Linked DNA regions of Mus musculus: regions 2, 3 and 4 are each linked to region 1. A link is a contact called in ENCODE POLR2A ChIA-PET data. All regions are on one chromosome and are shown on one strand. The core of a region is the stretch at or near the end of the contact, and the rest is flanking DNA. Distances in the headings are between cores, read along the strand shown.

What was found. ChIA-PET counts read pairs that join two places held with the same protein, here RNA polymerase II (POLR2A).
Region 2: POLR2A ChIA-PET joins it to region 1 with 17 read pairs in embryonic stem cell. The contact joins the promoter of Hsbp1 here to the promoter of Mbtps1 in region 1. POLR2A ChIA-PET finds 5 or more read pairs at or near these places in 3 of 5 experiments (Patski and embryonic stem cell).
Region 3: POLR2A ChIA-PET joins it to region 1 with 14 read pairs in Patski. The contact joins the promoter of Mlycd here to the promoter of Mbtps1 in region 1. POLR2A ChIA-PET finds 5 or more read pairs at or near these places in 2 of 5 experiments (Patski and embryonic stem cell).
Region 4: POLR2A ChIA-PET joins it to region 1 with 15 read pairs in Patski. The contact joins the enhancer-like site here to the promoter of Mbtps1 in region 1. POLR2A ChIA-PET finds 5 or more read pairs at or near these places in 3 of 5 experiments (Patski and embryonic stem cell).

Annotation. Positions count from the first base shown.
Region 1 is chr8:119,555,680-119,563,182 of GRCm38, forward strand. It overlaps Mbtps1 (membrane-bound transcription factor peptidase, site 1), which reads right to left and starts at 3,082. Exons shown (of 23, transcript NM_001167910.1): 1 at 2,967-3,082. It overlaps Hsdl1 (hydroxysteroid dehydrogenase like 1), which reads right to left. Exons shown (of 5, transcript NM_175185.5): 5 at 6,299-7,503.
Region 2 is chr8:119,341,835-119,349,337 of GRCm38, forward strand. Hsbp1 (heat shock factor binding protein 1) reads left to right here and starts at 2,704. Exons shown (of 4, transcript NM_024219.1): 1 at 2,704-2,786; 2 at 3,102-3,168; 3 at 3,779-3,899; 4 at 6,202-7,095. The coding sequence starts at 2,742. The coding sequence ends at 3,897.
Region 3 is chr8:119,390,623-119,398,125 of GRCm38, forward strand. Mlycd (malonyl-CoA decarboxylase) reads left to right here and starts at 4,272. Exons shown (of 5, transcript NM_019966.3): 1 at 4,272-4,848. The coding sequence starts at 4,324.
Region 4 is chr8:119,407,925-119,415,427 of GRCm38, forward strand. It overlaps Mlycd (malonyl-CoA decarboxylase), which reads left to right. Exons shown (of 5, transcript NM_019966.3): 5 at 2,064-3,178. The coding sequence ends at 2,597. It overlaps Gm32006 (a long non-coding RNA gene), which reads right to left. Exons shown (of 4, transcript XR_001778664.2): 4 at 7,180-7,503. Among named protein-coding and RNA genes, the nearest start is that of Gm46053, 4.2 kb to the left of the region's middle. Within about 2 kb of position 4,892, at least 1 of the 3 ENCODE cell types and tissues checked has a DNase peak (open chromatin) inside an H3K27ac peak, as active enhancers do.

The sequences.
Region 1 (7,503 bases), core at 1,832-4,331:
AATACTGCATGGGAAAGACACCTGCACCCCAGGGACAGATGCAACAGGTACAGTGTGACAGAGAGGAGAGTGAGCGTCAAGGGGCAACTAATATCTCTTTCAACTCTGAAATCCTTTTTACAGTGTGCACATTGTAAGAGAACACCACCAAGATTACACTTCTGAGCATAATTTAAATATATCTAAAGTTATTTGCTTGGATATAATTCTTAAATCTAATTCAGGTGAGAGGAAATGCCCATACCGCAGCCATCTAATTATGCTCCCATGCCCCACCTCTTCATGAGCGAGTTCACTGAAGTAACTCCTGTGAAGGCTGTTTAAGCCAGGAAAGGGCCCTATCCAATTTAATTAAACGTTGGCTGGAAAACGGTCTCTTTTGAAACTCAACTGCACATTTGGCTGTATTCCCACCATTTAACAGGCTAACAATTAAGCAGTGCCAGAAGGTACTCTCTTAAAATAAAGGTGTGTATGGAGGCCTCGATGAGCCAGTGATGTTCAGTATGTGTGACCGAGAAGCTGAGGTGTTTACTGTCTGTCCCTGCAGAGTCTGCTCTTGGTTCCTAGTCTCTGCATATCTAACAGGTACCAGCCAACCACAGACTGGGCCAAACTTCTTACTTTCCTCATTTTAGCTGAAATTCATTTCCTTATGAGGGGAAAATACTGTCAAGATTAATAGGAACATTGATTTAGTGGTTAAGAGCATTTACTGGTTTTCCAGAGAACCAGGGTTCTATTCCCAGTACCCAAAGCTCTGGTCTCCTCAGACAAGAGATGTGCAGACACATGCAGGCCAGCCCTTTATATACACAAGAGAAGTAAGTCAAACGGTCAATAGGACCGATCAGATAGCGCTATGGGTAAAGGCACTTGCTGTGCTGGCCTGATGATCTGAGTTTGACCCCTTGAACCCTCATAAAGGAAAGACAAGAGAACCGACTCCACAGTTGTCCTCTGCCCTCCACACGTGTGCACCTATATACATCATACATACGTGGACTTAGAAAACATATCAAACCAGACTGCACCACTAGGAAAAAAATCCACTCATCGGTCACCTCCTACAATACCTTTGGAAAGTCTAGATTCCTGAGCATTTCAGATCAATGGATGGGTTCTGATCCCATCTATACCACCCCCAAAGCAATCAAGAGTTGTTAATAAGAGGCTGGAGACATGGCTCAGTAGTTAAGAACACTGGCTGCTCTTCCAGAAGACCCAGGTTTGATCCCTTGCACCCATGTGGCAGCTTAGAACTGTCTGTAACTGCAGTTCCAGGGGACCCAACACCCTCACATACATATACAGGCAGGCAAAGCACCAATGAACATTGAAATGAACATAACTCACTTTAGGGAAAAAAAGAAATTGCTAATCATATACAACTTTCTCCTCAAAAGAAATCACTGAAGAGATTCCTTAGAGGAGCTGGGAAGATGATCCATGGAGCACGAGGACTTGAATTAAGTCCCCAAAACTCACACAGAAAGCTGAGGTAGACTGCCCCTGGGACACAGTGGCCCCTTAGTCTCACTCAATCAGAGGCTCCAGAATCACTGAGTCCCTGTCTCAAAAAAAAAAAAAAAAAAAATCAGGTGGAGTGTGATCAAGGAAGCGCGCGCACACACACACACACACACACACACACACACACACAGACTTCCCTTTTGGTCCTCCTAGTCCAAAGATTGCCGACCATCGGAGAGAGAACTGAGTCAGAGAATAAAGCATATGACAGCACCAAGAATGAACAAGATCTGACCAGAAAACATGCTCCTTCATTCCCGAGGGGCGAGGGGGAGGCCTGCCAACACCGCATCACTTTTTAGATAGTAACAGCAAATTGTTGGTTATAAGGGGTGTTTAGAGACTGCAGGAGAGTCCTAATGAGCAAAAGTGCAGGTTCCAGTAGCCACTTCACCCTTACACTCAAAACAAAAACAAAAACCAAAAAGTCCACAAAAAATTAGCTCTGTGGCCAAATGTGTCACATACTGCAAGATAAGACCTTGGCAAAAGGTATTCCACATGAATAGGGGTAACTGTGGGCTATTAAACAACGGACTATCATTCAGCCGTAAAAGATGAAATACTGACTTACGCTACAACCATAAAAAAAGGTACTGGTTTATGCAACAACATAGATGAATTCTGGAAACAAGACACCAAAGGCCACATGCGACTCTTGACCCACTATTCCCAAAAAGCAAACCTAAGGAGACAGGTCCATCGGTGACTAAAATAGCAGACTAAAAATCGGTTCTAACCACAGCAGGGTACCGGGAGTCTGGGGAGTGGTTCTCAAAGCGGGCTGTGGTGCCGACTGAACTGCTCCGCAAGATGACACAAAGTCACAGGGCGGGACCACTTAATACAAGTGACCCTGTGATACATAGGACACTTTATAGAAATCACGGTCTTGCGTTTAAAAAATAACGGTAAGTGGTGTGGCGCTGTACGTCTTTAATCCCAGCGCCAGGCAGAGACGTGAGGATCAGGAGTTCAAAGCCAGCTTGAGCTACTCAGACCTTGTCTTAAATATTAACTTTTTCCCCCCCCGACTAGTTTTGCAGATTTTTATGCTTTTCTCTGTCCGGCTTTTTCATTCGCCTCCAAACCTAGGGGTTGCTAGCGAGGCTGATCCCAGAATGAAATCTTCAAGTGCTCCTCCCGTCCCTTCAAAGCGCCACTCAAAAACACCTACAGCAAATGCGAGTCCGAGCCGCGATGTGCACTGAGCTGCAGCTCGGTTCCCCGGGGCTCGCGACCGCAGGGCCCTGCGGAGGCGAACGGCGCTTGCGCACCGCGGCGCGCAGGCGCAGGCCAGGCCGCCGCAGCCGCCGCCGCCGCTCCGGGCCAATTTCTGGGGAAGCAGCTGCGGTAGCCGGCGGCCCCCGCGCGGGCAGCGGACGGCTGAGCCTAGGGCGCGTCCGGCTCTCGGCCGCCGCCGGCAAACGTACCTGCGTCCGCCTCAGGCTCGGGGTCGGCGGACCCGGGAGAACGGCGGCTCCGCCGCGAACACGCCTCGGGTCTCCATTCGGGGGATGTTTACTCGCAAGTCTCGCGAGACCACGCCGCTGGGGCGTGGGGGGGTTACGACGGCCCGGCGTGCTCTGCGCGCCCGCGACCTGCGTGCGCGCTCCTGACGGCCCGGCACCGAGGCGAGAGGCTGTGCGGAGCTCTCGCGACATTTGCGGTCTTGGGGGAGGGGTCGGGAAGGGGCGGAGCCGAGGGCGAGGCCAAATCGCCCTCTCTGGGTATATATAGGGAACCCTGGTGGTTTAGGTTTCTCCAGGTTTCCTGGCCTGGAAACTCAGGAAGGGTGCGAGCACCTTTGCGCGGCTGAAGTGGGACGGCGCCTATCCAATCTATGTGTTCTCCTGAACTACTCCCATGGCCCCAGTTTATTACTGCTGCCAGGAGGGTGCATCAGCATCTTGAGAAACAGGACGTTTGTAACACCAACTATTTACCATTTGGAACAAACAGGATCAAGGTGAATTTCGTCTGGTAAAACGCACTTGAGCAATTTAGCCACCTGTAGAACGGGCCCATTCTCAGCCTTAGTACTGAGCTGGATCGATCACTCTTGGCCCTGGCACAACCTAAGTGTGCTCGGGGACTGTGACTGAAGCAAACAGGATGGAGGAGACAAACCCTGAGTCCTAGGCTCATAAGCTCACCTTGGCTGCCAAACCTGGTATGGAAACTGGGTTTTGCATTGGGACCTCCAGCCGAGCAAACTCAAGAAAAGGGGATCCGGACCCAGGATTTAGGTCAGGGTATGGAGGGGACCTTGTGCAGCACTCTTGTGTTTTCCCTCAGGTGTTCAGTCAGAAGAGTGCATGTAAGAGGGGACAGTACTCTTGTATAGGAGCCAAGTTTCCATCCCAGAACCTGCTCACTGTAACTTCAGCTTCGGAGGGATCAGGTTTTTGGCCTCTGAGGGCACCTGCACGCCTATACATAATCCTACACAGACATACAAACGAGATTTTAAAAGGGCGGTTCTGAGACAGTAGCCCCACACATTGAAAAGGATAGACCGCATTTATTCCCAGGTTCCAGAATCCTATGGATAACCCATCATTCCGGAAACTCGCTGTGGCAACCCCATTGCCTGCCCACTCTCTGCCCTGAGACTTGAATCTTGCTCTTGGCCTGATGTCTCCCTGCTGATTCGCCACACTCTCCCCAAGGTCTTCTGTCCTTCAGATGCCTGAAGCCCAGTAATTAGAAGACCCTTGCTGGCTCAGGAGAAGCTGGGAGCAATAAGTTGATGTCATAAAGGACCCATTAAGCCTGCATACAGTAGACTTTAGCTAAAGGAGTGCTCAGAGCTGAGTAGTGGACTAACCAGACTGTAGGAAAGAGATGGCTTTACCACAAATGTAATTAAAGTTTTGGTTTTCTGGGTTTCTGTTAAGATCACCACTGATTAGGGACAGGACAAATGGAGACACCCCCGGCCATTAGGAACACTCCCGTATCAAAGACCATGCCTCTGTTAGAAAGTTCAAAGCGGGTACTGGGTCACAACACCATTGAATCCCGGTCCTCATTAAGTCCAGGTTCTCGTATCAGGAAGAGCAATATTCTGCCAAGCGCACATGCTGACCCTGGCTAACAGCTGCCTAGGGGCTGTCTCAGAATAACTAGAGCAATTACTTTCCGTTGTAAATCTCCCACTTCAAACAACCAAACTTAGGAATTTTATCACCGTGGTTCTGTAGCGATGTGTGTTATATAGGGAGGACCTCAGTGTACAGAGGACCCGTGCAGTCACATACAAATGCTATTTCGTTTGATCCAGGGGACTTAAGCATCTGTAGATTTTGTTGATCATGGGGCTCCCAGAACTGCTCCCCTCAGACATCAAGGGATAACTCTGTAGTAACCATGTGACCACGGGGCTGCCAGAGGGAGGCTTGCTGTCACTGTCCACAAACACATCAAAACTCAAAGCACATAGGAGGCATGGTCAGTCCTGAGTCAGGGACTGTGCCAAGCTCACTGTGGGTAGAGAGGAGCAGAGGCTGAGGGCAGAGGTCATCAAGACTGAGGAACCATCACCAATCCTCCGGTTCCCAAACAGGGAGAGGTTTTACATCACGGAAGTAAGCAAAATGAAAATGGCTGATGGGGGCTAGAGAGGTTTAGTTCAGTGGTTAAGGGCACTTACTGCTCTTCCAGAAGACCTAATAAGTGCAGTTCCCAGAACTCCCTCAGGTAGCTCACGACCACCTGGAACTGCAGGGATCTCTGACTCTCTTCTGCACATGTGGCAGACACTCACATAGATGAATAAATACCAAAAAAAAATAGACCAATAAAAGGGGTCTGGAGAGATGATGACTCAGTAGTGAAGAACACAAGTTATTCTCATAGAGGACCCAGGTTTGATCCCCTCTGCCCACATGGTAGCTCATAGCCATCTGTACCTCTAGTTCCAACAGCACCTGCATGCATGTGGTGCATGCGTACAAGCTCCCACAGCCAAACATACATGCATGCATACATACATACATACATTCGTGCATACATACAATTAGCCTAAGAAACACACCTCAGAAGGAAAGAACTGATAAGGACTCCGTTCCTTCTCACTCTCTAAAGCCTACCACACCTGGCCTCTGTACCCCCTGTACAGTTGCAGCAGTTCCTGCTGAGCCGTCCCACCATATCCACACTCTCTAAAGCCTACCACACCTGGCCTCTGTACCCGCTGTACAGTTGCAGCAGTTCCTGCTGAGCCGTCCCTCCATATCCACACTCTCTAAAGCCTACCACACCTGGCCTCTGTACCCGCCGCTGTACAGTTGCAGCAGTTCCTGCTGAGCCGTCCCTCCATATCCACACTCTCTAAAGCCTACCACACCTGGCCTCTGTACCCGCTGTACAGTTGCAGCAGTTCCTGCTGAGCCGTCCCACCATATCCACACTCTCTAAAGCCTACCACACCTGGCCTCTGTACCCGCTGTACAGTTGCAGCAGTTCCTGCTGAGCCGTCCCTCCATATCCACACTCTCTAAAGCCTACCACACCTGGCCTCTGTACCCGCTGTACAGTTGCAGCAGTTCCTGCTGAGCCGTCCCTCCATATCCACACCACCAAGTGCACAGCCCATCCTCAGCCACTCAGCCAGAGGACGAGGGACTCGGGTGCCCAGTAGGCAGTAGGCACAACGGTGTGCACCCTGTTGTTTTACCAATGACAACCATGGGTGTTGATTGGTCAACTTCTGCTCATAATATCTGTAGGGAAAAAAGAAAGAAAGAAAAAGACCCTCTGGTGGCGGGACCTGAAGGAAACAGTGATGCTTTTATTGTTACGTTCTGATTCACAGGATGAGTTACAAAGGTTCCGAGTTCCTCCTTCCTTGGTAAAAAGCCATGTCCACAGTGGGCAGGCAGACTAGCTCAGCAGAGAGGGTCTGCCTATGAGAGCTAGGAAGCCTAAAGGTGCCTGATTCGAGTCTTCTGCTGCAGCCACGGATCACTGTGCTCCGAGTTCTAGCTGAGTCCTGCTGAGAGAACATCACTGACTCCTCATCATGGAGCAAGGACTCCGCACTTGATAGACAAGTCTGAATACTGGGCCACAGGACCTTACACAGAGCGGACAGTGCGTCTCTGCTGCTGTTTTTGTTTCCTGAACCAGAGTTTCACTATATAGCCCATGCTGGCCTTGAACCCCTCAGTCTCCTGCCTTCCTCCCTAATCACCATGCGTGATTAGGTCTCAGGTGGAGGTACTGCCGCCTATCACATGCACGAAGGTTCTCAGCAGTAAGGTAGCCGTCCCCGCCGAGGCTCCTCCTCCTCTGTCTCCAAGCATGGTAGTCTGCCCATGATCTGAGGACATGAAGACACTGATCTAGATCTGAGTCACAACTTAAAATGGCACATCTGATGTCCTGGGCAAAGTGCACTTGGGCCTACAGGTGATGGGATGTCACTAAAGCAACTCCATCCAAGTCCCAGCGTGCCGCTCATTCTCACTTCCCAGGCACAGCGCAGCACCACAAGGGGCAACGCCACATCCTCCACTCTGCACAAGCTGCCATGACTTCCAAGCTTCCACGTGCTGGGTATGAGACCCTCCCAAGAGGTTGGTTTTATAAACCAACGAAAGCCACTAAGTTTCAGTGTGCCCCCATATTGTGGGATATACGTAAAGGACCCTCACGCTAATAAAAGCATTCCCTACAATGTACACATTCATCACACAGGCTAAAAACGAGCTAACATCACTTCAATAACTACCTTATACCACGCACAAAAGCTGCCCATATTTCAACCACTATTCCACAAACACGTGATGATTTTATCAACAACGCTCCTGGGGAGAAATTGGATTACATAGAAAAGTGTATGAAAGCCAGCTCTAACAAGCTCTGAAGGGGGTCAGATAGAACACGGACTCAGTGAGGAACCACCACTTAGGTACATCCAAAGACAACCTATTATGTGTCCCAGCCTAGCAACAAAACCCACCT
Region 2 (7,503 bases), core at 1,454-3,953, 210 kb before region 1:
AAGTAAAATAAAAACCTAAGCAAATGTAATTTTTTAAAAAGACGACGGGGAATATAGCTCAGTGACAGATACAGAACTTACCTGTCATATCGAAACCTGTAGGGTTCAATCCCTATTACTGAAGAAGAAGAAAAAAAAAATCTACACACTAGGGTCCTCCTTTATTTAAATGCAAGACAGAAGTATGAAGAATGGCCCAGCATGAACCAAAAGCCATCAAAGCAAGCGCTTGTAAACCCAAGTTGTCCCGAACACAGAGATGGGAATTACAACTTAAAATTAATCCAGGTCTCTGCATATATGCACAGCAGCTTCATTAACAGAACAAAACTCATGTGTGCTCCCTATCAGCCTCCCACAAAGAGGGCAACAGCCCTAAGTGTAGAGAGGGTTTTTGTGGCCAGGCAGTGGTGCTGCACGCTTTTAATCCCAGCACTTGGGAGGCAGAGGCAGGTGGGTTTCTGAGTTCGAGGCCAGCCTGGTCTACAGAGTGAGTTCCTGGACAGCCAGGGCTACACAGAGAAACCCTGTCTCAAAAAGAGAAGAGAAGAGAAGAGAAGAGAAGAGAAGAGAAGAGAAGAGAAGAGAAGAGAAAGAGAAGAGAAGAGAGACTTAACACACCAGAAATCACATCTGTCCTTAAGTATAAGAAGAAAATTAATCTATCACTCAGGAGGGTCAAGTTTGCAGTTTAGATGAAGAAAAATTCAAACAAACAAAGCCAACAACTGCCAGTGTCCTAGGAAGGAAAGAGGGGAGGAGGCAGAGGCTGGAAAAATGGCTCACAGTTGAGAGGACCTGAGTCTGATTCCCAGCACCCATACTGGGCTGCTCACAATTGTCTGTAACTCCAGCTCCAGGGACCCAACACCCTCTTCTGGATTCTGAGGGTGCCTGTATTCCTGGACACATGCACACACGTGCGTGCACACACACACAATCGCTTTGCTTGTCTACCATGGGAAGGGAGTCCTCCGTGTGAATTGAGGTTGGGGGAGAGGGAGAGGGGGCTGGGGAGGATGTGGTCAGATGACAACTGGGGAAGACAGCTGAACCACACATCTATCTCCCTGGCCAGGCCTGACCCACCTTAGTTACCAATGCTAATAAGACTTAGTCTTCCTTCAGCTAAACAAACTGCAGTTACCCCACCCTCACCCCAAAACACAGTCCTGAGACCAAGCTTGTGTGTCAGTTGCAGACAAATAGTCAGGGGCCATTCTGTGGGACTGGAAGTTGGGGTCCTCACTCAACAGAAAGCAGAATTTTGAAAACTTTCCCAGATGCTGCTGAAGAAGAACACACGGTAAGTAAATAACTTAGGGAAGGTCACAGACCTGGTCCCTTTTGAAGCTGGGCCTCAGCCTGGGTCTGGTGGACGCTGGAGTTCCCTGTTTCTCTCCTTTACTAAACTGTCTCCTGGCCTGTAGCCATCCATGTGCCTGTACAATTCACTGTAACGTAGGAACATGGAGAACTCTGGCCGGTGTTGGCTCTGCAGAGGGGATCAGCCACTCCTCCTGCCCTGTCTAGAGTCTTCCTTAAGCTGCCCAACTCCCTATAACAGCCCCAAGGTAGGGTGGAACAATCGGACCTTATATCCTAACGCCGCGTACCTTCACTGGTTTGCTAGACTCAGAGACACCCCCACTCCAGTCCATAAATGTAAAGAATTGGATCTGTCTTAGTTAGGACATCTATTGCTGTGAAGAGACACCATACCCACAACAACTCTCATAAAAGAAAATATTTAACTGGGGCTGGCTTACAGTTCAGAGGACTAGTCCACTATCATCATGACAGGAAGCATGGCATGTGCAGGCAGACATGGTGCTGGAAGAGGAGCTGAGAGTTCTACATCTGGATCCACACACAGCAGGACACTGGCCAGGCTTGAACTTCTGAAACCCCAAAGTCCGCCTCCTAGTGACACACCTCCTCCAACAAGGTCACACCTACTCCAACAAGGCCAAACCTCCTAATAGGGCCAGTCCCTATGGGCCTATGGGGCCATTTGTATTCAAATGACCACGATATTCTATCCCAGCCTCCTCCACTGCCTGCACTGTGTTTTGTCTGTGTGAGGTTGTTGGGTCTCCTAGATTTGGAGTTGTGAGCTACCCTGTGGGTGCTGGGAATAGAACCCGGGTCCTCTGGAAGAGCAGTGAGTGCTCTTAACCGCTGAGCCATCTCTCCAGCCCCCTAATGTTTTTTAGTAGTAACAGAACACTTTCTTATTTTGTGTGTATGTTTATGTGTGTATGCATGCATGTCACAGCAGTGCACACACAATTTGTGGGAATCGAGTTTCTGCTTCCAACATGTGGATCACAGAGATTGAACTCACAGTGTCAGACTTTGAAGCAAGCTCGTCACCGGCTTCGCCTTGCAAGGCCTGAGTGCCTAACTACATCCATGGAAGAAGCCAACGCTAATCCCCACAATTTTGGTCCATTTCCGGCGTTTTCTCCTCCTCTTCCTCTCGGTTCAGCCTTCAGGGTGGAACTGGGCGGAAGATGAAGGCGGAGCTAAGAACTGGGGGGCGTAGCTTATCCGCAGGCAGGACAATCTGAAGCCTCCTAGGACCTTCCGGTGCGTGGCAGAAACTACAACACCCACAATGCCTCGCGGTCCCGTGACCGTGTAGTCGCGAGAACTGTCGGCTTGTGGGCGTCTGCGCCGAGAAACCGAAGTGTAGGTGACGGTTCCGAGACATCGCCGCCAAGCTGGGCACCGGGGAGATGGCCGAGACGGACCCCAAGACCATGCAGGACATCACCTTGGTGGTAAGCGGCAGCCTCATATGGGCCTGGACACCCCGGGGCCGCTCTCGGCCCTGGCGTGGGGTGTGGCCAGCGGCCTCGGCCCGCGCACCTGCGGGGCTCGCCCTCCGGTCGGCCCCGACCCGGACCCTCCGGACCTGACCCGCAGGGACACCGATCCGAGCTGGCAGGCCCTTGCTGAAGGCCTCACACTCCAGCCGGGAACCACCACCACCCCACCCCCCCTTCATGCCTGCGTCCTCGGCTCCCCAACGCCGGTCCCAGGAAGGGGGTCTCGGCATAGGTTGGGATCGGCTGACTTGTCCTGGTTTCTCTTAGGTGGAGACGCTCTTGCAGCAGATGCAAGACAAGTTTCAGATCATGTCAGACCAGATCATCGGAAGGAATATCCTTTTGATTTGGAGGCAGTTTCTTAACTGTGGGGGTGAGCGGGGTGGTTTACAAACAGATTTCAGTTAGTCATTTAGAAATTGCCTTTTTTTTTACAAAGGGTTTATTATTTTTAATTATATGTATAAGGGGGTACTGGGAGTGACTGAGACCAGAGGCGTTGGATCCCCTGGAGCTGGAGTAACAGGCGGTTGTGAACTGCCCAGTACACTCGTGCCCTCTGCAGGAGCCTCGCGTGCTCTTAACGGCCGAGCCTTTTCCCCGTCCCCACTTAGAAGTGTCTTTCCTGATCTTGGCTATATTGTGTTCCCGTGGAGGACTGTGCCAAGAGCCAGAGACACAGCGAGACCTACCCCAAGCCCTTGTTGGTGCCCCTCCAGAACACCAGTAAAGGGGTTTGCATGGTAACCGTTGTCTGGGAGTACTTCTAGAGTTGGAGGTGTAGGGAAGAAAACTCACCCCAGTCCCCCCGAACCCCGACCGCCAGGCTGTCACTGTAGCCAGATGAAACTGGGGAAGCAGCTGTTTAAACCAGTGGGCGGGGGCCTGGGGGGGAGAGGCCGAGGTGAGGTGATGCTGCCGTGCGGGCTCTTTAACTGTGCCACTAGATGACATGAGCAGTCGGATTGACGACCTGGAGAAGAATATCGCTGACCTCATGACCCAGGCTGGAGTAGAAGAACTGGACCCTGAAAACAAGATTCCTACTGCCCAGAAGAGTTGAAGGTGAGGGGGGGGGGTTACCTCAGCGTAAAACGCCCGTCAGTGCGACGGGGTGGGGGGGTGTCGTTGATCGGTTATCAGGAGACCTCTCTCCTCCCCACCGGTGAACTCCCAAGTTTTTGAAATACCACCCGAAGTGAGATCTGACGCCCTCTTCTGGTGAGTCTGTAGACAGCTACAGTGTACTTATCTATAATAATAAATCTTCAGGCCGACCTGAGCGAGCACAGGTCCTAAATTCAATTCCCAACAACCACGTGAAGGCTCACAACCATCTGTACAGCTACAGCGTACTCATATACGTAAAATAAATAAATCTTTAAAAAGAAAAGAAATGTTCCATGCCAAACTAGTTCCTTGGGTAGATTTCACATTTCCGAGTTGTATTACTTCAAACTTACTGTATCAGTGCCAGGCATGTGCCAATCTTTTTCCTCATAGCACGATGTCAGCTATGAAATTCCCACCTAATCCCAGCACTTGGGAGGCAGAGGCAGGCAGATTTCAGAGTTCGAGGCCAGCCTGGTCTACAAAGTGAGCTCCAGGACAGCCAGGGCTACACAGAGAAACCCAATCTCGAAAAACCAAAAAAAAAAAAAAAAAAAAAAAAAAAATGAGATTGATTTTTCCTTCCTTCCTTCCTTTCTTTCTTTCTTTCTTTATTTCTTTCTTTCATTCATGTACGCTGTCACTCTCTTCAGACACACCAGAAGAGGGCATCAGATCCCATTACAGATGGTTGTGAGCCACCGTGTGGTTTCTGGGATTTGAACTCAGGACCTCTGGAAGAGCAGTCAGTGCTCTTAACCTCTGAGCCAGCTCACCAGCCCTGAAATTGACTTTTGTTAAAAGACTTATTTACATATGAGTGTTTTACCTGCATATGTTCCTCATGCCATGGGAGGCCAGAAGAAGGCATCGGTTCTCCTGGAACTGGAGTTACAGGCAGCACTTGCCACCACATGGGTGCTGGGAACCAAACCTAGGTCCTCTCCAAGAGCAAAAGTGCTCTCAATTGATGAGCCTTGTCCGTCCCATGACGGTTTCATTTTAAGTACGTTAACAGTTTGTGTTGGGCCTCACTCGAACCCTAGGCCCTGCATGGACATACGTGGGACTCGGACACATGTCTATCCGGTAAGCTGCTCACTGAGGACCACTGGATGATGGCAGTTTGGGGCATGTGGTTTTGGTGCCCTGCCCTTACCACTGAAATAGCTCATTGCTTTGTTTTTGGAAATAGTGGAGAACTCAAGCCACCTTCATGAGCATAGATATCTTAAGTCCTAGAGATGTGCGTGTGTGTGATTTTTACTGTAAACTTGACGCCTTTACTCTAAAACCACCTACTGAGGTGAATTTCTTCTTGTAGCCTGCACCTGTGCTTGTTGGGGGAGAGGCACTTTTTTGTTTTTTTCTTGAGACGTAATCTTATGCAACCCTGCCTTGTTGGCCTAGAACTTGCTGTATAGACCAGAACGGCCTCAGACTCAAAGAGCTCCACCTGCCTCTGCCTCTGCCTCTGCCTCAAGTGCTGGGATTAAAGGTGGGCCTCACTTTTACCATCTGCAGAGTCCTAATTTCTTAATGAAGTTTACCAAGGATTTAGTATGAGAATATCAAGATCATATATAATGGCTGATTCTTAGCCCCCATCTTATTTTCTGAGCGTGGGCTGGAACCAACTTTTCAGTGACTATAATAGAGGTTGGAATCCAAGAGACTCTTCGGGGCTGGGAAGGTCAGGTAGTGACCGACATGCTGGGCTGCCTCACCGTGAGTCATGTGCTATATTGCAGCCAGTCCTGTCCAGAGAGGAGCTGAAGTATACAGTGGGCCTTGGAGCTGCCAGGGAGCTCTGCTGCGTTACGGCAGGAAACTGAAAGATTGTAGGATTAAAGATGTTCACCGGATGGGTATATACAAAGAAGGAAATGGAAACAGGAAGTAGAGTCAGAACTCTGAATAAAGATGTCTAAATACGAGGCTAGAGACGTGGCTCAGCTCTTAGAGCCGTAAGCTCTTGTAGAGGACCCAAGATCGGTTCCCGGCTGTCCCGTGACGCTGCTCACCACTCTGCAACTCCACCTTCAAAGGCCTCCTCAAGGACTCGCACTCACCCGCACATACACACACAGGAATAAGGACTCACACTCACCCGCACATACTCACACAGGGATGCCAGACACATAAGCAGACTGCTTATTTACCATGGCATTTTGTAGACTAGTGTGCACGGAGAGTGGGGAATTGAGCAGATGACTCTGCTGGAGCTGATACTAATGGTCATTTTCTTCTCCCACAGGCTGCCGGTACTGAATCCAGAATGTTGTTGTCCCGAGCCAAGACAAAAACCAAGTGGCTTTCTGCAACTAACTCCTATGTGTGGACAGGTTTATAAACGTGCATTCTTATCACAGCCTGCATAGCCTAGAGTACCCCTACACCCCATCCCTCAAACTTGCTATCTTCACATCCTGGTCAGTTCTATTAATTATTAAACACTAAAATTTTGGCGGTTTCTGGATAAGATTGTCAAACGTTTTAGTGATTTTTTTCTGAGTTCCCCTCCCCACTGCTCCTCTGTGGTAGTTGCTGTGTGATAAAGTGGCAGAGTACTCGTGATCACGTGACCACAGCCCCTCCCCTGGCAGAAGCCGTTCGTGAGCCGTGAGTGTGTAGGGTTCTTTGATTTTCAGTGCAAAGTGACTGTTGAGCCGCCCGCCACTGGAGTGTCAGAAGTACTTCTCCAGATGGCCCAGGACATTTAATAGTTGTTTGTGCCGAAGCGTCTCTCAGAGTTTTGCATGAGATTCTAGTAGCGTTGGTAGGACCTGCCATGCTCATCCGGCAGGGTATCAGAGCCCAGTGACCCTGTCCTCCCTTCAAGCTACTGACTGAAAGGGAAGAGACCAAAAGACCCAAGTGAGCCCAGCCCTGTCAGCAAGGCTGAAAAATGCCCTTTGACTTGTGGGAGGTGCTGGTTTTTAAGAAATACTATTTTACTTGAACTATTTCTTGTCTAAATTCTTGCACAATGAGTTCTATTATTGATTAAAGAAGACAGATTTACATTCAGGATTCTGGTGTCTGGAGGCTTAGCCTCAAAGCCAGTTTTGATGACTTAGAAGGCAATCTATGTCACTGTCCCCACAAAGTGATTTCATACAATAAAAACCAAGAGTAATTAAACATTGAAGAATGGTGTGGTCCTTCCCAGAGGAAACCCTGGCCAAGTAGAGCGCTCTGCTTTCTCGATTGTGCCGCAGACAGCTTACGGACAACTTGTCCTGTTTCTAAAGTGACGGGGCAAGGGGAGAGCACCTGAAACTGTGTTGTTGGCCTTGCTCTCAAGTAGTAGGAATTCCTGTCATCAGCCAGTGAATGGCACTACAGGTTGAGCCCCTGGAGGTGCCACTTTGTCACACGGAGACAAACCAGCTGCAGCCTGCATGGGGGACGTTCTTGGTCTTATAAATGGAAACTCAGGAGCTGCGTGTCCTCAGAAGTCAGTGGGATGGTTCAGAAAGCAGTTTGCTGCCTTCTGGGCAGATTCTCCAACCAGAAACCCCATCATGATAAAGGTGCTAGAACTGCTGCTGGCATA
Region 3 (7,503 bases), core at 3,022-5,521, 160 kb before region 1:
TTAGAACAAGAAACTGTGAAGTTGAAGTTCACTTGGAGACCCCAAGATGTTAAAGATGCCAGGGCTGTGGGATACCTACCAAGAAAAACTGCTCACAGGGAGTGGAGCCAGCCCAGGAGAAAGAAGTTTGTTGCAATCAACAAAGATGAAAAAGGAGTTGGAGATCTGAAGACCGCTTTGACATCAGCTGTGGAGATGCAGAGTTTGGAGTTTGCCCCACTGATTTCCTGTCTTGCTTTGGGGATTACAGTTCAGTGATTGGATGGATCTCAAAAGAAACTTTGAACTTTAGACTTTTAACATCGTTGAGACTACTATAGACTATGTGGGAACTTTGGAAGTTGGATTAATGTATTCTTTTTATTATGCTATGGCTATGTATGGCCCCCATAAACTCATGTGTTTGAACAAGCCTATGGGGGACAGGGAGTGAAATGTGGTAGTTTAAATAGGCTTGGCCCAGGGAGTAGCACTATTTGGAGGTGTGACCTTGTTGAAGGAAGTGTGTCATTGTGGGTATGGGCTTTAAGACCCTCCTCTTAACCATGTGGAAGCCAGTCTTCTCCTAGGGGTCTTCATATGAAGATGTAGAACTCTCAGCTCCTCCTGCACCATGCCTGCCTGGAAGCTGCCATGTTCCCATCTTGCTGATAATAGACTGAACCTCTGAACCTGTAAGCCAGCCCCAATTAAATTTTGTCCATACAAGAGTTGCCATGGTCATGGTGTCTCTTCACAGCAGTAAAACCCTAACTAAAACACTCTCTGTGTTTCCCTCAACAGTGTATACAAACCTCGCATACAAGCAAATACTCAGCATGGAGAGCCATGGGACAGATGAAGTCCTGGCTGGGTGAGGCAGGCCCTGGTTCAAGTTCTAACACAAACTGCAGTCTCAGTGTTGTCTAGGGATTCTGACTGTATCTGTTCACCCACTGGGAGCACTCGGGAAAGTCCCCGTTTCTCTCTGGGCTTGTGTTCCAGTCTCCATCCCATTGGAACACAACATAACAGGCCTCACTGTGAAAGGTTATCGTAACATTAAATGTGCAAGAACTGTAGGAGGCTCGCATCTAGCACATGCTGAAGTGGTTCACGTATGTACGTACATGTAGGTGCTTCGTGTGTGTAAATACAGAAAGGGCTCAACTGCTTTGTGCATTTGTCTCTTCATGGCTGCTCAAGTAAGTTACTGACAACTGTGACTGCAGAACAGAAGGCACCACCCCCTGTTTTAAAGTACTTTCCTTTTTTTTTTTAAGATTTATTTATTTATTATATGTAAGTACACTGTAGCTGTCTTCAGATGCACCAGAAGAGGGCATCAGATCCCATTACAGATGGTTGTGAGTCACCATGTGGTTGCTGGGATTAGAACTCAGGACCTTCGGAAGAGCAGTCAGTGCTCTTAACTGCTGAGCCATCTCTCCAGCCCCCTAAGGTCTTTTTAAAAACTGATAGTCGGGCTGGTGAGATGGCTCAGTGGGTAAGAGCACCCGACTGCTCTTCCGAAGGTCCAGAGTTCAAATCCCAGCAACCACATGGTGGCTCACAACCATCTGTAACAAGATCTGACGCCCTCTTCTGGAGTGTCTGAGGACAGCTACAGTGTACTTACATATAATAAATAAATAAATCTTAAAAAAAAAAAAAAGTTGTTTTAAAAAAAAAACTGATAGTCAAATTCTCTCTTGTCGCGCCCACCGCGGCCGGCAAGGAAGACACAACACTGTCGGATTCTTCTCAACAGCCTTTATTGCAGGAACTCCTCGATGCTGCTACGGGGACCCCGGGAGCCCAGGGAGGTCTGCTTATATACTCTCAGCCCCCAACCACTCATGGCAGGCCATGCCACCTCACCAGGCACGCAACTTCAGCCAATCAGGGTGGCAGGGGCATGTTTCCACCAAATATGGACTTTTTTCCACTGCCAGCATCATGGTGCACCTGTGCAGCTCTCACGATGGTCGTGGCTTATTTTCAGGTGTATGAGGAAGTCAGGTGCAAGTCATAAGACTTAGCTGCAGTCCCCGGGTGCCATCTTGGGACTGCTGCCACACCCGCTCCTCACACTTTCTGCTTTGGAGGCATCAAAATGCAAAGGAAGGGAGAGAGAGAGAGAGAGAGACAGACAGACAGACAGACAGACAGACTGGATGGGCTGGAGAGAGAGAGAGAACTTGGAAGCTAGCTCTGTGTGTTAGACTAGAGTGCCCGGCTGCTGAACAAGTGAACAGCGTGTATGCATAAAGGAACGTGGGGGGGGGGGACACACTCAGCAGGAAGAGTGGAGAGTAGGCTCGAGGGAGCACGCCTGAGTGTGTAAAAAGTGCTGTGTGGATCCTAGTGAGGTGTGACAGGAGCCACAGAAGCAGTGGGCCAGATAGAGGCTGAAATCGGTGACATTTGGATACTGCAGTGGAGGGCAGGGCAGGAGAGTTTTGGGGGTATTTTTGTTTTTCCGAGACAGGGTTTCTCTGTGTAGTCCCAGCTGTCCTGGAACCCACTCTGTAGACCAGGCTGGCCTGAACTCAGAAATCCACCTGCCTCTGCCTCCCAAGTGCTGGGATTAAAGGTGTGCGCCATCACACCCGGCTGGCAGGAGAGTTATAAGTCATGTGTTTGAGCTAGAAGAATAGACCTGGTGGCTTGCATTGTTCATGGTCCATAACCAGTGTCTGCTCTCGCATGATAGGCTGTTCCTGGATATCCTACCCACTATGGCAAACTCTTCCAAAAGGGCAGGTCCCAGCATCCACGGGCAGGCCTGAGGTGCTGTGGTACTAAAGACAGAGGCAGATGAAGAATGGAAGGGTACAGTTTATTGGAGAACTTACTCAAATGTATAGTCTTGGTAGACAGCAAAGCCAAACTGGATCCTACCACATGGGTCAGAAAGAGAGTCACAGACTCGAGTTAGGATAAAGTGACTTTCCCCCTAGCTGGAAGGCACGTGGTCCATCTTAAGTTCTTATCAAAGAGCCAGGTACAGGTTGGAGCCTGGATCCGGTTGTAAGGTCCCAGACGTCATTCTTGGGATTTGGTCTATCGATAGTTTGAAGAGAAACCATGCACCAAAAAATGAACTGTGGTTTCTCTAGGACAGTCACAACAGTCTGGATCCAAGATGACTGTCATCATATCAAGCTGAATCCATACAGAGCCTACTCTACCAGTCTGATTCCTTTTTGCAGTTATTTTAATGTGACTCCCTCCCTCAGATGGTAAACTGAAGGAGAATGAGCAGGGCTATTTCAAATGCAAGCCTAGGGTGGGCCTGGAACTCACCAAACAATTGAAAATCATTTCACTGAAAGAATGAATGAATGAATGAATGAATGAGGCCCAGCAAGGAAGCTGGTAGGGAAGAGATTCTTCCTATACCCATTTCCGGCATGACCAGACGGAAGCTCTAGGATGCAGCAGGAGGCATGGGCTGGGTCTCCAGCAGTTCTGTCTGGGTGGGATTCTTGACATGAGCCAGAGAGTACCTAGGGAGGGTCTGTTGGGAGAGACCCTGTTCTACTGTCCGCGGGTCGGGACAGGGTCAAAATGTCAAGTCAGAGAATTACTCTGAGAATTACATGCTTGGTGTGTACATGTGCATATACATTTCCTTGTACACACGTGTGGGGGTGCACGTATGTACATGTGTGGTTCTGGAAGCCAGAAGACACCTCGAGTGATGGCGCTACCCGCATACTTTTTGTTTGGTTGGTTTGGAGATAGGGTCTCTGGCTGACCTAGACTTACCTTGTTATCTGGACTGGCTGGCTCTTGTCCACCTCCCTGAGCTAGGACTACAAGCGTTTTCCCATGGGTTCTGGATATGAACTCAAGTTCTCAATCACTTTATCAAATGAGCCATCCCCATTCCTAGGAGACCTAGTCCAGCATGCAACCTTAAATTTCTCAGCTCCTCACCTACGCTAGATCCGAACCCTAGCACAGGAGGCTGCGTGCATAGCACGGTCCCGGGAAGAGCTGAGATGTCAAGCTCTCAGATCAAGAGAAGCGCGTGCGTAGTGGGGAAAGGGACTGAGGCGGTGACTCTCAGAACAGGTGTAAGGATGCAAGCCAAGAGGGCGAGTCAGGTGCCCCGGGGCTACCGGGTTCCGGGGACCTTTGGCTGCACTTGGCCTCCGGCCTGAGAAAGCCACCTCGCCCCTCCCCCGCCGTTCTACCCCCCGATTGGCCAATGTCTCCGTCCGCCGTCCGGCCTCGGCCAATGGGGCCGGCGAGAAACCGGAAGCCGGAGCCGGAAGCGAGGCAGAGGCCCGCTCTCCAGTGGCGTCTCCCGCTAGCAGCTGTCGCGGAGCTGTCATGCGAGGCCTCGGGCCAGGCTTGAGGGCTCGGCGCCTGCTCCCACTGCGGTCCCCGCCGCGGCCTCCGGGGCCCCGGGGACGTCGGCTGTGCGGCGGGCTCGCGGCCAGCGCCATGGACGAGCTGCTGCGGCGAGCCGTGCCCCCGACGCCGGCCTACGAGCTGCGCGAGAAGACGCCGGCGCCCGCCGAGGGCCAGTGCGCCGACTTCGTGAGCTTCTACGGCGGCCTGGCCGAGGCGTCCCAGCGCGCCGAGCTGCTCGGCCGCCTGGCTCAGGGCTTCGGCGTGGACCACGGCCAGGTGGCCGAGCAGAGCGCCGGGGTGCTGCAGCTGCGCCAGCAGGCGCGCGAGGCGGCCGTGCTGCTGCAGGCGGAGGACCGGTTGCGCTACGCGCTCGTGCCGCGGTATCGCGGCCTCTTCCATCACATCAGCAAGCTGGACGGCGGCGTGCGCTTCTTGGTGCAGCTGCGGGCCGATCTGCTGGAGGCGCAGGCCCTCAAGCTGGTGGAGGGGCCGCACGTCCGGGTAAGGCCCCGCCCGGGCCACCGCGACCCCGGGGCCGCCGCCCCCCGCCACCGCCCCGGGGCCCTGCCCACTTCCCACTCCCCACTCCCCAGACCCTTACCCATGCCCCTGCAGCCACCTCGCCGGCCTCAGATACCACGGTGCTTACTGCGTGGTTCGTAGCACTATCCTCGGGGGTCACTGTCGGGTGTGACACCCATTGCGCTTACTCCAAAATAGCTCTAGTTTTAACTGCGCTGTTCTTGAACAAGGATGGAACACGGCTTTGGGCAAAGTTTGGGCACCTCCCACGAACGTCCATCACCCTAACAGGTTACACGAAATGCACAAACATGGCCAAAAGTCAAGGTCACCACCGCCTGGGTCTCTAAAGCCTCCAGTCCTCTTTCTGCAATCTGACTTTGGACAAGAGATTTGATTCCAAACCCCCAGCCCCAGACGCAGTGATCCTAAGTTGACTTTTTAGTACCTGTGCTAGTCAGCAGCTTACCCAGCGATATCATGTAGCGTACAGATAACGGAGGTGTATATAGCTGAGACCCAAAGGATTGTCTAGCATAGCTGCCAGCCATTAATATTCAATAAAGAGGAGCATTGACCCTGAGTTCATACACAATGATATCACCATTTCAGAAGTCCCCAGTGTTCAAAGCCTCATCTGCTTTTTTCCTGACCTGCTTGAAACAGGCATGGCCATTTTTACTTCCATTCTGTCCTTTCGGTTGACACCTATCTCCTTTAGAGTGAAGGACATGACACGCTGAGGTGATGAGCTGTCCAAGACTTCAGATATACATCCCCTGATCCAGGCTCCTTTGCACTGCTATGTGCAGGTTTACAGACTTCTCATTTTGATTGCTTAACCCTTGGTGTAGTTAAGGGATTAATATGAGTCAGGGTCTCTCACTGAGACTTGAGACTCACCAGTTAGATTAGGTAAACTGCTCAGTAAGCCCCAGAAATATTCCTGTCCCATCTTCCCAATGCCAGCAAACAAAGTGTGTCACTAAATATAGTGGCCTTTCTTTTAAAGATTATATATACCAGTGTTCTGCTTGCCTGTATACAGATGCATGCAGTGCCTACCTAGGCCAGAAAAGTGTATCATATCCTCTGGAACTGGAATTACAGCCGGTTGAAAGCTGCCCTGTGGATGCTGGGACCCAAACCCAGTTCCTCTGCAAGACCAGTCAGTGCTCTTACTTTGAACAGTATCTCTGGCAACCTCCCACCCCACCCCCACCACTTTTAAATCACTAGTACCAGGGATCAAATTCAGGAAAGCTCCTAATTGACTGAGTTATTTCTTCAGCCCTGCACAGTCTCTTTTACAAGACAGACCATGTTTACAGCAGTTTTAGGATCACAGCAAACTGAAGTATAAGGTACAGACTACGCCCTACCCACAAGTCTCCTCTGCCTTATACAGGCACAGGCTCCCCATTATCAGCACAGCACACCCAGCAGGTGTCACTGTAGGTGTCCTGTGAGTTTAGTGTGCAGGTACCTGTGTTGACAAGGCCACTCAGGTGAGGACAGAAATACCAGTTTTGCTCACAAGGCTTTAAAGCTGACTGTGTAGTCCCTTAGGACCTTGTTTGTTTGAGACAGGGTTTCTCTATGTAGTCCTGGCTATCCTGGAACTTACTCTGTAAGCCAGGCAGGCCTCAAGCGGAGAGATCTTCCTGCCTCTGCCTCCTGAGTGCTGCATTAAAGGCGTGTACCACTGCTACCTAACTCCCAGGACCTTCTTAAATGCTGTGCTTTTTTTAGGAAGTATCTCAGTTTGCTTTCCTTTGCTGTGACAGAACATTCTGACCAAAGCAACTTAGGGAGAAAAGTGTTGACTTGGCTTCCATATTACAGACCATCATGGAGGAAGCCAAGGCAGGATCCTGGAGACAGGAACTGAGGCAGAGACCATGGAGGGATGCTGCTCACTGGCCTGCTCTGCTACCTTTGTTAATACTGCCCAGGCCCAACCTGCTAAGAGGTAGCACCACCCACAGTGGACTGGGCCCTCTCATGTCAGTCATCAGTCCAGAAAATGCTTCCCCCAGGCTGTCCTATAGAGGAGCGCCTCTGTGGAGTTTCCCTCTTCCAAAGTGTGTCACGTTGACAACTGAAGCTAAGTGGGACAGGAATGTGCTCACTGCTCAGTGTCCCCAGATCTCAGAGCTACCAGTAGACAGATTGCCTGACACCACACACACACACACACACACACACACACACACACACACACACGTGACCTTTGTGTTGTCTGGATACTTGGTTTCTGAGCATGCTCCCAAGGTCTCCCGTCATACGGGTTCATGTCTCTGTGTGTTGAACCCTAGGTGGTGCCATCACTTTAGAATAAATGTGACACATGGCAGCCCCCAAACACATGCTGGCTTCATGTGTTTCCCATGAAGTGACACAGTAGTAGAAGCTGTTCTGAGTGAGGAGATGAGTCTGCTCTTGTCGGCTGCGGCGTGGCTGCGATGATGCTTAGCTAAGTTCCTAACTCCATGGGACTCTTGGGCGCAGCACTGAGGTGAGCTGATGCTGGTCTCAGGGGAGCCCCAGGCCAGTGACACAGTAAGAAGCCAGCCTGGGCTACATAGCACCAAAATGGCACCCCATAGAAAAGAGAACATGAGTGGATTATTC
Region 4 (7,503 bases), core at 3,642-6,141, 150 kb before region 1:
TGTGTTAGGGGGATGTGAGCTCTGTGCAGAGACTTTGCCTGGGTTTTGCCCTGTACTCCCGGCACACACATCTGGGCACACATCAGCATGGCCACCCACCACTCTCTGATGCATCAGTCTAGGGAGTACAGTTGACCACCCTCTTCATCATGCTATGCCAGACCCTCCCTCCACGGCCTTCATGGCCTTGTGAGGGGAGTTTCCAGGTTAGACCAGGCAGCATAAAGGTAAATGCATTGGCCTGTGTTGGTCTGATTCCCTTTTCTTTGCTGCCTGGAAGAGGCACTAGTTAGGGTCTTGGTTAGGGTTTATTGCTGTAAAGAGATGCAGTGACCACAGCTCTAATAAAGGAAAACGTTTAATTGAGGCTGGCTTACAGTTCAGGGTTTAGTCCATTACTGTCATGGTGGGAAACATGGTGGCGTGCAGGCAGATAAAGAAGCTGAGATTCTGCATCTTGATGCACAGTAACACACTTCTTCCAACGAGGCCACACCTACTCCCCCAAAGCCACACCTCCTAATAGTGCCACTCCTTACAGGCCAAGCAAACACTTGAGTCTATTTAGGCCATTCTTAGTCAAACCATCACAGACACGTTACGTGTCCTAAGACGGAAAGCTGCAGTTTACCCTGGGCACAGCTTTTCCAGCTGCCTCGTGGGGAGCAGGTGGCCACAGTGAAGAATCATAACTCTGGGCTGCTGAGAGCAGCCCTGTGCCAGCCGCTCCCTCTCTGACCTTTTCTGCTCAGGTACAGCACGGGGTGGCAAACTTGACCTCACAAGCCAAGCACAGCCAAAGAGCTTTGTGCTCGTGTCACACTGGCTCCCAGTATAGTTGGGTTTGATCATGGAGACGAGCAGCCTGTCGTTGAGCTACACCCACAGCCCCCTCTCCCTGTTCTACCCATTTTAATGTTTTATTTTGAGATAGAGTCTCTCAAGGTTCTTCAGGCTGGCCTTGAACTCACAACCTTCCTGTCTCAGCTGAGAAGTGGCTGGGATGACAGGCATGTGCCAACCAGATTTAGAGAACTTGGTATTCTGGGAGTCCGTGCTATCACCATTCTAACTCCGTCCCTCAGAGAGAGTGAACACACACACACACACACACACACACACACACACACACACACACCTCCCCCTCTCTTTCTTCTACTCATGGTGGTAAAATGTACTGCAGGGAGAGGGGACACAAGACAAGGAAGGGAGAGAGAGCTGGATCTAGGGTTCTAGGTGATCCACCTGAGACAGAAGTTTCACCCGGAAGTCACCTGTGGCCACTTCCTGGTACTTATTTGTGAGGCAGAAAGTCCCTCCAGGTGCCCTCCTCCGAAGGCTGCACCAAGGGCTGTCACCAGGTTTCCAGGCAGCACACTCGAGAGCCGCAGTGCCAGTGAGGAGTATGGGGAGCACTGGCCTGCCTCTCTGTACTGGTCTGTAGGATTTAGATGGCGAGCAGAAGATGCACAGCGTAAGTCACACAGGATGGAGAGCATACCTCAGCTGTGGAGGAGCCACGAGGGAAGACCAGAGGCACCGTGAGGCGCCCGACCCAGCTGTGTTCTCACAGCCGTGGGCTTTCCCCAGAGTGGCCTTACTATGTTATAGCCAGGGAGTGCGCATGCTTGAAGACCATCTGTGCGCTCTCTATGTCATTTGTAGAGCCATGATTAAGCTGTGCCCTGTGGTAACACATTTTTGCCTGACCCTGCTGTGCCCTCTGCGGAACAGTCATGAGCCACTGGGCGTCCATGTATCAAGCAAGCATCCAAGCCTGGCTCTCTGGCTCTGAGCAAGCTCACTGCTGACCTCTGCTTCACTATTGTGGCAATGGTGTGGCTGGAGCTATCATGGTTATAGGCTGATGTTGGCAATGCAAGATGCCTCCCGCCCGGCACTGACGGTCACCAGAGTCCTCATGAATGTGGTTTGAAGGAGCGTGCAGCGATCCTGTCAGCTGGCCCTGCTGCCTGCACACATAGGCCGTGTTGGGAGTGTTCCTGTGTGTCCCACCCTGCTGACCCTGTGTTCTCTGCCTTCCCTCCCCCGCCCACCTGCAGAAGGAATTTCCTCAGCTGGGGGCCTTTTCAAGCCTGTCGCCTATCCCTGGATTCACCAAGTGGCTGCTGGGCCTCCTGAATGTGCAGGGGAAGGAGCATGGGAGGAACGAACTATTCACAGACTCAGAGTGCCAAGAAATCTCAGCGGTTACCGGCAACCCTGTTCACGAGAGCCTCAAGGGGTTCCTGAGCAGTGGTGAGTGGGTGAAGTCAGAGAAGCTGACGCAGGCGCTGCAGGGGCCACTAATGAGGCTGTGTGCCTGGTACCTGTACGGTGAGAAGCACCGAGGCTACGCCCTCAACCCAGTGGCCAACTTCCATCTGCAGAATGGGGCTGTGATGTGGCGTATCAACTGGATGGCTGACAGCAGCCTCAAAGGCCTCACCAGCTCATGCGGCCTCATGGTCAACTACCGCTACTACCTGGAGGAGACAGGCCCCAACAGTATCTCCTACCTGGGCTCCAAGAACATCAAAGCTTCCGAGCAGATCCTCAGCCTGGTAGCCCAGTTCCAGAACAACAGCAAACTCTAGGGACAGCCTTCCCAAAGCTTGGGCCCCTTCTTAGAAAGGAGGCTGTGTTCTGATGGGCCAGGCTTACTTACCACAGAATCCTTTTCAGGGAGGCCACAGCGGTGCTGTCCTCTGACCTCAGCAGGCACTCAGGAGGCCACACCTTGGCTGTCACTGTGGTGGCCCACTCACTGCTAGGAGGCGGTGGCGGACTGGGTGCTGGGGTTCCGGGGATCCCACTGTGCTGCTCCCCCACAGCCTGTGCCTTCAGAAAGCTCTACAGATGCCACCACAGGCCACCCAGGACACAGCCCAGAGCACAGACCTTTTGGAGTATGAAGAGCTGACAGTCATGTTCTCTCTATTTGGGAGAGGACTAAGATCTGTACTGTGGCTAATACCGCAGCTTAAAGCTCAGACTAGAGAGAGTTTGTGCCGTGCACAGGGTGTGTTTGGCACCTCAGGGATGCTGCTGCTGCTTGAGGCCAGAGTTGGCTTACAGGGTTTAAATGAGATCCCAGTTCATAATGAACTGAACGGTAAAGAACAGATTTGTTCTGTAAGCATTAAACATGATTGTTCACTGTACACCTTTAAGTCTACTTCACTGTGTACTTTTCTTCAAGATTAGCGTCCCAGCAAGGCTCAGCTCTGCTCTGATGTGTTTGTGGTGTCATGTTCCCCAGCCAGCCCACCAGGGACAGTGGATGAAATCATAGGTGCAGGATAAAGAGCAGGGGAGAGGTGGATGTGGCTGTGTGTGGTTATGTATGTGTGTGTGTATATATGTGTGTGTGGCTGTGTGTGTGGCTATGTGTGTATGTATATGTGGCAGTGTGTGTCTCCGCATGTCCACACAGCTGTGAGAAGGGCTTGGCTACACTTGGGTTGCATTGGCAGGTATGCTTGTGACCTGGAGCACATGTAGTAAGTATATCCGTGTGTGCATCCACATTTGTACACGCACATCTGTGAGCATATCACACATCAGCAGGAACAGTGCTACTCTCGGTTGGACATGCTTGTCCCCTGTCTTTCCTGATAGCATCTTCTAGAACTTCCCAGGGTGGCCTCCCTAGGTTGACTGGACTCTATGATCCCAGGCTCAACCCTGGCCTAGGTAGAAATGTCAACAGAAAACAGCTTTCACCTCAAAGGCGAGAATTAAAGACTGTTTATACTTGAGCCAGATGTGTCTATGGCCCAAGGGACATGGCCTCAGGTTGCCCTGAATACACCACCGCCCTGAAAGTGTTCGTATGTGAATTTATTATAGAGCTAAGTCATAAAGCAACTTGCCAAACACACTCCAGCAATGCAGGAAACCTGATGAGAGTGGTCCGGGTGCTGAAACCATTCTTGCCTTCTTGATCAGTGGGAACTGGTAGTTATAAAGCATTTAGGGCAAGACAACAACTCCAGGCACCGAGGTTATCAGAACCTGCGTCTAGGACCTACCTAATAGAATCTGCTCCCACACATTGTCCCCTGACCTCCACATATGTGTCAGAGCACACACACAAATAAAAAATGAAAATGTAATGATATTTCTTAATACATGTTAAAGGTTTGGATAGTCACAAGGTTACTAGGTCAAACCTAGGAACTGCATTGAACATGCTGCAGTCAGATTAAAGGCAAGGACGGTTTGCCTCTGATCTGCGATGTTCCAGCTTTCCACAGTCAGGAGGTGCTGTTGCTCCGCATTGTTAAGTCTTTAGCACTGTGTGGCTATCTTGGTTTAGCTTCAGCTTACAGAAACACTCAGCCAAAGAGCAGGCCCTGCTGCAGCGGGCCCTTGGGAGCAGCTGGGAGTGGGGCATCTTCTCTGCATCTGCTCTGCAGGGCACCCTCATGCTGCCTAACTACTGTCTGCATCAGCTTGCTGACCACCCTTCACAGTGTGTCCCTCGAGCCCTTCCACCGTGTCCTCAACCTGCCGCCAGCCCTCCAGTCACTGCCCAAACCTCAGCTTCCCTTTGGTGTGTATTCTTCCGACCTGTTCACATCCCACCATGGCCCTAACCTTAACCTTGGAGGGCCCCGGGTGGAGCTCTGGTCCTTACTGAGACCTGTCACAGGAAGCTCTTGCTGATTCTAAAGCACTTCTCAGTAATCACACTTCCCTTCTTGGTCACTGGGCCACTTCCCACATCTGCAGACATTTTGTGGTGGAAAATGTCCACTTCCATCCTGAGTGATGTTCCTGGCGTGCCCCCCACCCCAGGGCTTTAGGGGATCTAAATGAAATGAGGGTTGGTGGGAAGACGGGGATGGAATGAACACAGCCCCTGTGGTAGACAGCTCTGGCCCCTTCCCAGGCTACCTGATCATAGTAGGTGCTGTCCTCCTCACCGCCACCAGGTGGCACTGCTGCGACTCGAGTGCCTTCTCCAAAGGGTGCGTAGGAGTGGGGTTTGGTTAGGAGCTTCTCCCTCGCCGGCGAAAACCATCTACCCAGACCCACATCGGCCCACACAGACCAACTCCAGGTTTCCAGAACACTGAGCTAGTGAGAGGCACAGAGCTGGAGAGGGATTCGGAGCTGGGGAGGGCGTGGAGCTCACAGGGACCGCAGAACTGTGGAAGAACAGAAACTAGGGGTTCATAGAGCTAGGGATACAGAGCTGGGGACATGGAGCTGCCACTCTCCCTCCTCCCAAAGCTCCTTGGCTCTCCCAGCGCTGGTCGGCTTTCCCAACAGTGGCTCTCTACGGGTTCAGAGGGTCCCTCCCCTCTCCCTTCCGTGGATCTCATTCAGGTTGACTGAACTGATGTTCAGGCCTGATCCAGGATCACAGACCCAAATCCAAACGCACTGGTGGCCAGGTGCCTGGCATCAGCCTTGGGTAGTCACTGTTAGAGTTTTCACATCACCTCTGAGCGTAAGGATTAAGTATTTCATGTCCTTGAATGTAATCCAAGACTGAAAACCAGGTGACTGAAAGCAATGGTATTAATAAGTTCTTGTTGCTTTTTCTCTCAGAAAAGGGTGAGGGGATAGAAAATTTGGCTCCATGGCTAAAGTGCCTGCCATGTAGACATGTGGACCTGAATTTGGACCCCCATGGCCCACATAAAAGTGAGGCCTGATGACACACACCTATAACCCTAGCACTGGGCAGGCAGAGACCCCAGGATTCCCTGTAGCTCACCAGTCAGCTGCCTATCCAGTCAGTAAGTTCAGAGAGACCTCAGAAGATAAGGTGGAGGGACAGTGAAAGATGCTCGTCAGCTTCTGGCCGCCACATGCACACATGATGTGTCACTGCACAGCTACAAGGGCAGCGTGAGTACACGCATTAGAAAACATACGAAGCATCGCACCAAGGTTGGCCAAGCCTGAGCAGCTCCCGCATTTTACAGTTTGTGAAACAAAGGCTAAAGCCAAGGTCGTGCTGCTGCCAACCGAGGCAGACCCCCGAGTGCTTCTGAGCAGGAGGCTTGGAGTGAATCCTAGGCTGGCTCAAGAGGAAATACACCTATGGCCAGCAGGACCCTTGGCAGAAGCCCAGAAGATACAGAGCAGAGCAGGGTGTCCCAGCTGTGTGCCTATGCTTTATCTCAGCCAGAGCTCACTGGCCTCCAAGGAGCCTTTGGACAAAGCCATGTCCACTATCTGTGAATCTTGCAACCTGTGGATATACGTCACAGTGCAGCCCAGGTTTGCAGCTTTGTGGTTTTAAGGGAGAGAGACTAGAATGTATTTTATTTGAATTCTGCCGTGGGTCCTGTTGCATTAATTTTCCAGGGAATCTTTTGTTTTGTTTTGTTTTGTTTTGAATAGATCAGGAGCAAGACTTTTCAGAGCGATTCATATCTTCCATTTGCTTCCGTGATTGGTGTGCTTTGTCCTTTATGTATTTTTCCATCTATGCATGTGTGGGGACACTCAGATGCCATGGCATTTGTGAGGTCAGAGGACAACTTGCAGAAGTCACTTGTCTCCTTCTATGTGGCTCCCAGGGATAGAAACCAGGCGGCGAGCCTCGGCTGAGCCATCCTGTGAGCCCTGATCTGCTTGCTTGCTGCCTACCCTTCTATGCACATTTTCCAGCACATCCTAGCTGGGCCATGACCTCACCTACAGGAGAAATTTGTAGGAAGAAACATTACTTTTAACCTATTTAATGTCAGTTAGCCAGCGACAGGCTTCTATCAACTTGCGGTCAGTGTTCTTGAACGGTTTAACCTTGCTCTTTGAAATGTCCAATAGCTTTTGTGATAGAAAGAGCCCGTCTTTCCTGTGCTAGCCTTCCAATAAAATAGAGCTCAGATGCAGCTGGTCCTTCAATAACATCTAGAGCAGATGTTCATGTATTCCACATGAGATCTATCTATCTTGTATGCATACAAGAGCAGAGGTCATCCAGCTTAATATTCTTATCCTATGCGTGGTGTGAAACCTAGAGCTGCGTGGGCTGGATAGCCAAAGTAGTACTTGGTGTGGGGGTGAATGGGTTGTCTTCATCTTGATCTTCCCCAGGGAAGAACTAGTGAGAGGTCGTAACGGATACGTATTCAGGGGGAGAGCACACACACACAGGCTACTGAACAGTGTGCTCCTTAGATAGCAGGATTCAGATGAAGAAGAAAGCCAGTCTCATAAGAAAGCCATTTTTTTCCTAACCTCTAGATGAGAAAATCAGTGTCTTCTGCCATTAGAAAACGATGACAGCTTTTAAAAGGGTTTTAATGATAGTTTTAGTTACCAGGAGAGGATGCAGACAGAGCACAGGGGTAGCAGTCAGATCGGAGGACACCTGTGGAAGTCAGTTCAGGCCATCGGGTAGGTGAACTGTCTTCACCCACAGGGCCGGCTCACCAGCCTGTGCTCTGATGTCCCCCCAGGCCGGAGAGGACCAGACAGAATCCATCCACATCCAGCCTCACGGAGCACTGAGCTTGATGCTCTTCCTCTTGGGAG